Linked DNA regions of Homo sapiens: region 1 is linked to region 2. Evidence: read pairs that join two places in POLR2A ChIA-PET (ENCODE). Cell type or tissue: MCF 10A. All regions are shown on one strand.

Region 1 (5,000 bases), 190 kb after region 2:
AGCTGGGCGTGGTGGTGTATGCCTGTAATCCCACCTACTCGGCAGAGTGGGGCAGGAGAGTTGCTTGAACCTGGGAGGCAGAGGTTGCCAAGATCGTGCCACTGCACTCCAGCCTGGGCAATAGAGTGAGACTCCGTCTCAAAAAAAAAAGGTGCAAACTGTCTTAATATTGTTTTTAATAGAGCCCTACACAGGCTGATAGAGTGCAACTGGTCAATTGTAGAGTAAGGGTCTTTAAAGCCTGTTAGCTTCTCAGTAGAAAAAATGGCTTGAGAAAATCAGATTTAAAATTTATTAAGCAGGAGTAGAAGAAAGCCTTTTTAAAAAAGGCATAGGTTTACTCTGAGTTCATCCATTTTAGTTCTTACCAGCTGTATTAGTCCATTCTCACACTGCTATAAAGAACTACCTGACAGGCCAGGCACGGTGGCCTGTGCCTGTAATCCCAGCACTTTGGGAGGCTAAGGCTGGCAGATCACTTGAGGTCAGGAGTTCGAGACCAACCTGGCCAACATGGTGAAACCTCGTCTCTACTAAAAATACAAAAATCAGCTGGGCTTCATGGCAGGGCCTGTAGTCCCAGCTACTCAGGAGGTTGAGGCAGGAGAATCACTTGAACCCGGGAGGTGGAGGTTGCAGTGAGCCAAGATGGCGCCACTGCACTCTGGCCTGGGTGACAGAGCAAGACTCCAACTCAAAAAAAAAAAAAAAAAAAAGAACTACTTGACTGGGTAATTTATGAAGAAAAGATGTTTAATTGACTCACAGTTCTGCAGGCTGTACAGGAAGCATGGCTGGAAGGCCTCAAGAAACTTACAATCATGGTGGAAGGTGAAGGGGAAGCAAGCACCTCTTACCATGGCGGAGCAGGAGAGAATGAAGGGAGAAGGGCCGCACACTTTTAAACAACCAGATCTTATGAGAACCACTATCATAAGAACAGCAAGGGGGACATCCACCCCCATGATTTAATCATCTCCCACCTGTTCTTTCTCCCAAAATTGGGAATTACAATTCGACATAAGATTTGGGTGGGGACACAGAGCCAAACCATATCAGCAGGTTTATTACTGGAGAAGCAAATGGCCAGGATTTGGAACACACCAGTCATATTGAACTTTGGACAATTGGAGGTCCCGGAAGTTTTCACTGTGGCTTGACATAATTTGTGCGTCACAACTCCAAGGCTAGAAGGTGTGGGCTTTGCTGTTAGACAGGCCTGGATTGGGGTCATGGCTTTGCCACTGAACCAGCTGTGAATACTCGAGCAAGTGGCCAGTCTTTCTCAGCCCCATTTTCATTGTTTATAAAATCAGGGTAATAGCATCTGGTAAGAGAGGTGCTGGGAGGAGGTTTAAATAAGAGAATACACATAAAATACTTAGCACTATGTTTAACACATTGTTGGTGGCTATTGTTAGTGTACTTTAAAATTAATTCTACATGTATAAATAGATCCTTTTCCAGAATCTGATCAGAGTAAGGGCCTAGGAAGATTGAGAAAACAGCCTGCAGGTCCTAAAATTGAGAAAATTAAGCCTTGTCGAAGTCTAAAGTTGGGTCTAGAATTATCTGACCTCATTACTGATTTTATAGCCAAGGAGGCAAAAAACATTTACATAAGGTCTTAATTCAGTAAGATCCAGCCCCCACTTTAATATTAGCTTCCATGTGTCATGTGATTAACCTGTCCAAGATTTTTTTTGCTGTCCTTTCAAGCCAAGAATTGGAAGGCCAGGGCCCAAGTTTGCCAAACATGGGCCTAATGGAGAAAGCCAACTTTAAAATATGTAATCTCTTTAATAATCTTAACAAACATGAAAAATAAGTTAAAATCTAAAAATTTAAGAGGAATAAAAAGAAACACAAAGATAAATGAAAAAATAGAAGCTAAAATAGTTCTATTTTAAAAGAAAAAAACAATTTGAGTTGAACTTTTAATGAAAGATAAAAATAGAAAATGTTTTTTTAAAAAGGTAAGAAAAATGTAAGGCAAGAACTCAGAAATGAAACAGTGCGAGTTAGAACAGATTACTAAAATGGCACAGCTATATAAAGCTATAGAAGTTTTAAAAACAAGGTAAAAATATGTCCTCCGTAAAGATAAAGAATAAATTCATCTGAAAGTAGGCAAGCGGCATAATTTTGAAGCAGGTCCTCTAAACTGGAGCAGTTTACCCAGGTTGGTCCTCTGCAGAGGCTGCTGAGGGCGGGGCTACCAGTTAATGTTATTGACACCCTTTGTGCAGTGCTGCTGAGCCACTCATCAAGGTCCTTAACCTATAGTATTTGGGTCGTTCCTCTTGGCAGCTCCAGGCTATGGGGTATTGTTATCCCTGCTTTACAGGGGAGGAAACAAAAGTTTGGATGCAGACCTTGCCCCACTAGCAGGTGGTGGAGCTGGAGCCCAGAGTGATGACAAAACCTATGCTCTTATTTTCATTTTCTGCCTTCCAGGAAGCATCATTATCATTATCAACAATAAAGACAACAGGCCAGGGGCAGTGGCTCACACCTGTAATCCCAGCACTTTGGAGGCCAAGGCAGGTGGATCACTTGAGGCCAGGAGTTCGAGACCAGCCTGGCCAACATGGTGAAACCCCGATTCTACTAAAAAAATACAAAAATTAACCGGGCGTGGTTGCAGGTGCCTATAGTCCCAGCTACTTGGGAGGCTAAGGCAGGAGAATTGCTTGAACCCAGGAGGTGGAGGTTGCAGTGAGCCGAGATGGCACCACTGCGCTCCAGCCCAGGCGGCAGAGCGAGACTCTGTCTCAAAAAACAAAAATGAAAAACAAGGCAACAGAATTCCTCTCCTCCTCATTCTCCCCCCTCACCTTGTCAAGGCTACCTATCCATTAGGAGAGTATGCCACTCTTAACAAATGTCCCAGCAATGGGAAATGTGCAGTAGGTACCAGTATATCCTAATAATGCACTGTTACATTTTTTATATTTTCTCCTTTTTTTTTTTTTTTTTTTGGTGAGAGTTTATCCAGTTATTCAAATATTTACTTCAGTTCAGTCTCCTAAATATTTCTTTGATGTGGCCCCTTTCCTCCATCTTCGCTGCCAGTACCAAGTTCAGGTCACCATCCTGTCCTTCCTTGTGTTCATTTCCTGTGGCTACTGTAATAAATTACCACATACTTGGGTGACTTAAAACAACAGAAATGTATCCTTCATAGTTCTGGAGGCCAGAAGTTTGAAATCAAGGTGTGGGCAGGGCTGGGCCCGGTCCTGAGCCTCTAGGGGATAATCTGTTCCTGGCCTCTTTCAGCTTCTGGTGGCCACGGCATTGCCCAGCTTGTGGCTGCATCACTCCAGTCTCTGCCTCTGTGGTCACATTGCCCCTTCTCTGTGCATGTCAACCTGCCTCCTCTTATAAGGATATGTGTGACTGCATTTAGGGCCCACCCAATAATCCAGGATAATCTCCTGTCTCAAGATCTTCAATTTACTCACATTTGCAAAGATCCTTTGTTGCCATAGCAGACAACATTTACAGGTTCCAGGGATTGGAATGTGGATGTCTTTTAGGGGACCATTTTTCTTTCTTTTTTTTTTTTTTTTTTTTTTTGAGACAGAGTCTCGCTCTGTCACCCAGGCTGGAGTGCGATCTCAGCTCACTGCAAGTTCTGCCTCCTGGGTTCATGCCATTCTCCTGCCTCAGCCTCCCAAGTAGCTGGGACTACAGGCAACTGCCACCATGCTCGGCTAATTTTTTTTGTATTTTTAGTAGAGACGGGATTTCACCATGTTAGCCAGGATGGGCTCGATCTCCTGACCTCGTGATTCACTCTTCTCGGCCTCCCAAAGTGCTGGGATTACAGGTGTGAGCCACCACGCCCGGCCTTAGGGGGCCATTTTTCATCCTATGGCGCCCCTAGACTTTTGCAGCCCTCTCTGCCTCCTGTCTTCCACCCTGCAGCCCAAGTTCCTCTAAACATGCAGATCGTGTTATGGTCAGCTTTAAAACTCTTCACTGGTTCCTGGGTCCCTCAGAACCATCCTGTTTCCCAGTGTGGCCTGTGAATACCTCTCTACCTTCCTGTCCCTCACGTCCCCCTTCCTCATTATGTTCCACCCATGCCCCACTTCTTCCCATTCCCCGGAGAAGATGGATCCGCTCTCTCCTCTGGATCTTGGTGTGCCCCTCTGCCTGGGCCACTTTGCCACCTCCCTGCTTTTTGTTTGGCCCATGCCAGTTCATCGTTCAGTTCTCATTCCTTCACTTCACTTTGTAGTCCAAGTCCTCTTGGACTTCACTTCCTCTAAGAAAGCTTGCTCTGCGTGTGCCGGGCGGGGTGCACTTTTGCCCCATCTGAGCTCTCGCCTGAGGGGGCATGTTTACCTTGTCATGGGATGTGTTCTCTGTACCGGATGCAGTGCCTGACACACAGGAGACTTAAATGTTTGTTGATGAGAATGCCCGTAGGAGGGGAACCTCTACATCCACCTACAGAGAAATACTGCAGCAAAGAGCGCTAATCCATGTAGAAGTCTTTGCTGGAGTGATTATATATGTGGATGCCAAAAGTTTCCACAGCTCTTTATTTTTAAGCAAAAAATCAAGAACCATATGATTATGAGATCGAAGAAAATATTTTCATGTTTTTTATTCTGTTTTCTTTCAGGCCATTCCTGTGTTTCTCACTTTGCATAATGTAGCTGAAGTTATCATCTGTGGGTACCAGAAGTGTTTTCAGAAAGAGGTAAACGATCATGCAAAATGCTAGTGTTACTTCCTTGTTTTAGATTTCAAAGAAGTACTCTTCTTTTTATGGCCCAAATTAGTGTCTGCCTCTTCCTGCCACCAATCTCCAGGCAAGATTACCTGATAGTGATCAATGATACCATGGGACACAGTTTTGACTTTGCTGCAATTCACCAGACATATGTGGGAATATTGTTGATATGAACTGAACTCAGATCCAGGCCAGGCTGACCCAGACCCTCAGGAGACAAAGAGGAGTTTGCTGTGGGCCTGCTGGGGAAGCA
Region 2 (5,000 bases):
GTGAGGACGTGGAGAACCTTTATGTCTAGCTCAAGGATTGTAAATACACCAATCGGCACTCTGTATCTAGCTCAAGGTTTGTAAACACACCAATCAGCACCCTGTGTTTAGCTCAAGGTTTGTGAGTGCACCAGTCGACACTCTGTATCTAGCTGCTCTGGTGGGGCCTTGGAGAACCTGTGTGTGGAAACTCTGTATCTAACTAATCTGATGGGGACGTGGAGAACCTTTGTATCTAGCTCAGGGATTATAAACGCACCAATCAGCACCCTGACAAAACAGGCCACTCGGCTCTACCAATCAGCAGGATGTGGGTGGGGCCAGATAAAAGAATAAAAGCAGGCTGCCCAAGCCAGCATTAGCAACCCGCCCGGGTCCTCTTCCATGCTGTGGAAGCGTTGTTCTTTCGCTCTTTGCAATAAATCTTGCTACTGCTCACTCTTTGGGTCCACACTGCTTTTATGAGCTGTAACACTCACCGCGAAGATCTGCAGCTTCACTCCTGAGCCCAGCGAGACCACGAGCCCACTGGGAGGAACGAACAACTCCAGACGCGCTGCCTTAAGAGCTGTAACACTCACCGCGAAGGTCTGCAGCTTCACTCCTGAGCCAGCGAGATCACGAACCCACCAGAAGGAAGAAACTCCGAAAACATCTGAACATCAGAAGGGACAGATTCCAGACGCGCCACCTTAAGAGCTGTAACGCTCACCGCCAGGGTCCGCGGCTTCATTCTTGAAGTCAGTGAGACCAAGAACCCACCAATTCCGGACACAATGTGAAGAGCATTTAAAATAGTGCCTAAGCCTAGGACACCGCCAGTGCTTTGTAAGTCTTTGGGTCCTGCTGGCTTAGGTTGCTTCTTTCGGCAGGATGACTTTTTTTTTGAGACCAGTTTTCACTTTGTTGTCCAGGCTGGAGTGCAGAGGTGCTATCTCAGCTCACTGCAGCCTCAACCTCCTGGGTTCAAGCTGATCTTCCCAGCTCAGCCTCCGGAGTAGCTGGGACTATGGGCATGTGCCACTAGGCTCGGCTAATTTTTGGCTGTTGTTGTTTTTGTTTGTTTTGTTTTTTTGTTTGTTTTTTGAGACAGTTTAGCTCTTGTTGCCCAGGCTGGAGTGTAATGGCACAATCTTGGCTCACCACAACCTCCGCCTCTCGGGTTCAAGCAATTCTCTTGCCTCAGCCTCCTAAGTAGCTGGGATTACAGGCATGCACCCCCCACACCTGGCTAATTTTGTATTTTCAGTAGAGACAGGGTTTCTCCATGTCGGTCAGGCTGGTCTCGAACTCCTGACCTCAGGTGATTCACCTGCCTCAGCCTCCCAAAGTGCTGGGATTACAGGTGTGAGCCACCGTGCCCGGCCTGTTGTTGTTGTTGTTTTTAAGAGACAGGGTTTCACTGTGTTGCCCAGGCTGGTCTCAAACTCCTGGGCTCAAGCGACCCACCTGCCTTGGCTTCCCAAAGTGCTGGGATTATAGGCGTGAGCCACCACTTCCAGCCAGGATGACTTTTTTTTTTTTTTTTTTTTTTTTTTTGGTCTTCTCTGCTGTGTCTCTAGAAGATGACCTTTTGAGAAGCAAACCTGAATGTTGATTCAAGCCCAAATTTCCTGGGCTCAGGTGTTAATTTTTTAAGTCTTTGGAACCTCTTTGCCGAGGTCTCAAGCAGGTAGAAGACATTAATAATAATTCCTTATATTTGATTGCGTGGTGCTCTGTAGTTTACTGAGTACTTACTATATATGTACAGATAGGCCCTTATTTGATCTTCACAGGAACCTGTGAGGTAGGCAGAGCTTATGAGCTTCATTTCCCAGGTAGGAAAACTCCTACGTGGTTACGTAACCTGCTCCAGGTGTGATCCCAGGTGCAATCCAGCTCAACAAGCACACTGAGCCTCAGGAGCTCTTGGGATCAGAACCCAGGACTCGATCCCACTCCGTGCCGCCTTCTCACCCACCCCTCTTCCACCAAGTGGGTGGAAATAGCACTTGCTTTGAAATAAGTAACGAATGATCTTTGTGAAAAGGAACCTAAACAGCAGTGGGCCATCTTTATTCACATCTATAGTACCAAGTGCTGAGTAAGGGGATTTTAGACTCCAGACACCCGTCCTGTTTGTCAGGCCAGAGCTGCAGTGTGTTGACTGCACATCTGTCTCTTGTCACTCCTGCTCCTGTGGGTAACCAGCCAGAGTGCCCCTGAGGCAGAGACAGGCCAATCCCTGGAGAGTTCTGCGAGGTCTAGGGAAGAGTTCTTTGTATTTAAAATTTCATGTGAACTTCAGCAGTTTCCTCTGCCTCTGTAGTCAGCTTTTGCCTTTTCAAACTTTAGTTAGATGGATAATGACTTTTACTCATTAGGACTTTTTTCCATTAGTTGGAAACCCAGAGTTGCAATACGTTTCTTTTTTCCTTAGAATCACCGGGTTTATGGGAATAACAATTGGGATTCTCTTTATATAAAAATAGTGGTGGAATCTTGGCACAGGGTTCATATGTGGCTTTGTTGAAGGCTTGTTGTCACTTCCTTATTTGTATAATTTCCCTCCTTTGTGGCCTAAACATGACTTTCAAAGAGTCAAGAGGAGTTAAGTCCTAATTTTTATTTTAGAACATCTGAAAAATGAATTCAGAGAAAAGTGATATTGATGCCTTGGATTTCCCCACACATACAAATCCCAATCTCCTGCTGACTTTTTCTCATGTTTTTGGGCTTCAGGGACTGTTGTGGGATTTGTATTTTGATACTGAAGGACCAACACAGACTGACTTAGCTTCTTGCCTGTGTGCAGGTCATGTGCCACTGTCACTGGAGAGAATTTCATGTTGTGACTTCTGTTCAGATTTGTTTTTTTTTTATGGCTTTCCCATCAGGGTTCTTGGGAGCCATGGCTGCTTCTTGATATCTTCTGTTTCCCTGTAGAACAGACGATTGCAGGCCCGGGGCCCTGGCAAGCTGGGCCCTCTGTGGCTTTCTGAGTCCATTGTGAGGCAGAGGATCAGGTGCGTTTTGGGCAGCAGCCTTCAGAGCAAGGCACTGACCTGATGATTCACACTGACCCCTCCCCTCCGCTGAATTTTCTGACAACCTTGTGACTCTCACATGGGAAATGTGAGTGGTTTTTGAGAAATCTTTACATAAGAGGTTTTAAAATTTTCTTTTGAGATTGCCTCGGTGTTTTTCCTTAAAGTTAGCACATTCTTTGCTTTCTACTTCAGCCTCAAGGACAGGAAGTTCATTCTCGCTCTTTACATTGGGGTGTTGATGTTTGTGGTTTTGTTGTTTTGTTCTTCATGTTACTCATGATGTATTGATATTAATTAACCTAAATACATATGGAAATATTCTTTCATTACTTAGAGCTTATATAGTTCCTGGTGCAGATGTGCAAAAATAGTGCTTTAGTAATTGCTAAGTCACTATCTTGCTTTTCTCTCTACTGTGATTGAGTATTTCTTACATGGAACTATAGCTTCCTCTTATCAACAAATAAGCAGGAAATAGAAATTATGTAAATAAGCAATTTCCATTACCTACTTCACTGACTTGACAAATAGGCATTTGGTCTGCTTTAATTAATATTTTTCAAAATGTTAAGTGCCTGTTGCTGTTACTTAATTTTGCAGGTAGCATTGGAAGTTTCTGTGATTGTACTTGAGTGGGCACTTCTTGTTGAAATTTACCATTGAGACCCTGGTAACACTGAAGTTTGTGTTGACTTTCTGTAGGTGTTTTCACAGTCCTGTGTTTGGTATGGAGAGTGTGGAATTGCATATGGGGACAAGAGGTACAATTGCGAATATTCTGGCCCACCAAAACCATTGCCAAAGGATGGATATGACTTAGTGCAGGTAAGTTCATTATCTTAGGCACTGGGAACACAAAATGCTGATCACAAGATCCTCTGTAATTATTCCTTAAATGTTATTGCAGGGTGGAGGTGGAGATGAGACTAACAGGCTTAAGTCTTATCCCGGACTCTCAAACTCTAACCTGTGGCATACAGTGCAGAGAAAGAACACCGTAACTCCAAAGGCTTAATTTTTCAGGGGCTGACTTTATACCTCTCATAAAGTTTCCCAATAGCAGGTTGCTATTTAGAGACTGACCTTGGTACTTCGTATGTTGCCCTTGCAGCATCTGCAAAATATATTAGAAGTTAGCTGGTTTTGATTCCTAGATTTCAGGACTCAAATGGACTCTGTTGCTAAGTGGCTTTGACGTCCTTGTCCCCTGGTCATTTCAGTGTTTTCTCTGTGTTCCACTGAGAGCCTGTGAATTTTGGCTGCTACCAGGATTCTGATTCCTGTTCTTTTTTTACCATCCTGTGATACACAGGGATATTAGAACTGGAAAAATCATGTGAAAAGCCTGGTTTTAGAGGCTTAAAGTAATCAAAAGTCAAGTCGACATGATAACAGAGTTCCTAGGCTCACTTGTTCGTTTCTTTTCTGTTTTTGAGACAGAAGGAGCCTTGCTCTTTTATCCTGGCTGAAGGCTAGAGTGCAGTGGCACAATCACGGCTCACTGTGTCCTCGACCTCCTGAGCTCAAGCAATCTCTCAACTCAGCGTCCCAAGTAGCTGGGACTACAGGCACATGCCACAACCCCTGGCTAATTTTTTAAAAATTTGGGGAGATGGGGCTTCACCATGTTGCCTAGCCTGGTCTCAAACTCCTAGGCTCAAGCAATCCACCCTCCTCAGCCTTCCTAAGTACTGGGAGTACAGGCATGAGCCACAGTACCTGTCCTCACTTGCTGCTTTCATCATAATTATTAAAGGTTTCAACTTTCCCTGGAATTACTAATAGAAATAGTAAGTAGCACTCTGGTTGAATTGAATCAAACAAACAAAAAACCCTAAGAAGACATAAAATGATTGTCAGGAGAGGAGAGAAAGCTTCCAAATAAAAAGAAAATTAGAAACATCTCTACTTGTGAATAAATAGTAAATGTGTAGCCTTTTAAAATAATTCTATAATAACTTTGCAAAT

What was found. Peaks named below come from ENCODE experiments on the same cell type or tissue, not always from the same donor. Only the 100,000 strongest peaks of a DNase experiment are listed, where the experiment ranks them.
Region 1: POLR2A ChIA-PET joins it to region 2 with 5 read pairs; 2 of 35 experiments call an interaction of 5 or more read pairs at or near these places.

Annotation. Positions count from the first base shown.
Region 1 is chr18:23,384,704-23,389,703 of GRCh38, reverse strand. SLC35D4 (solute carrier family 35 member D4) reads left to right here. Exons shown (of 15, transcript NM_032933.6): 5 at 4,637-4,714. Among named protein-coding and RNA genes, the nearest start is that of SLC35D4, 51 kb to the left of the region's middle. In MCF 10A, no CTCF peak of the experiment used is centred here; no DNase peak of the experiment used is centred here.
Region 2 is chr18:23,572,309-23,577,308 of GRCh38, reverse strand. It overlaps NPC1 (NPC intracellular cholesterol transporter 1), which reads left to right. Exons shown (of 25, transcript NM_000271.5): 2 at 3,735-3,857. Among named protein-coding and RNA genes, the nearest start is that of NPC1, 12 kb to the left of the region's middle. RefSeq lists enhancers at 1-1,157, 2,930-3,224. In MCF 10A, no CTCF peak of the experiment used is centred here; a DNase peak (open chromatin) is centred at 3,058.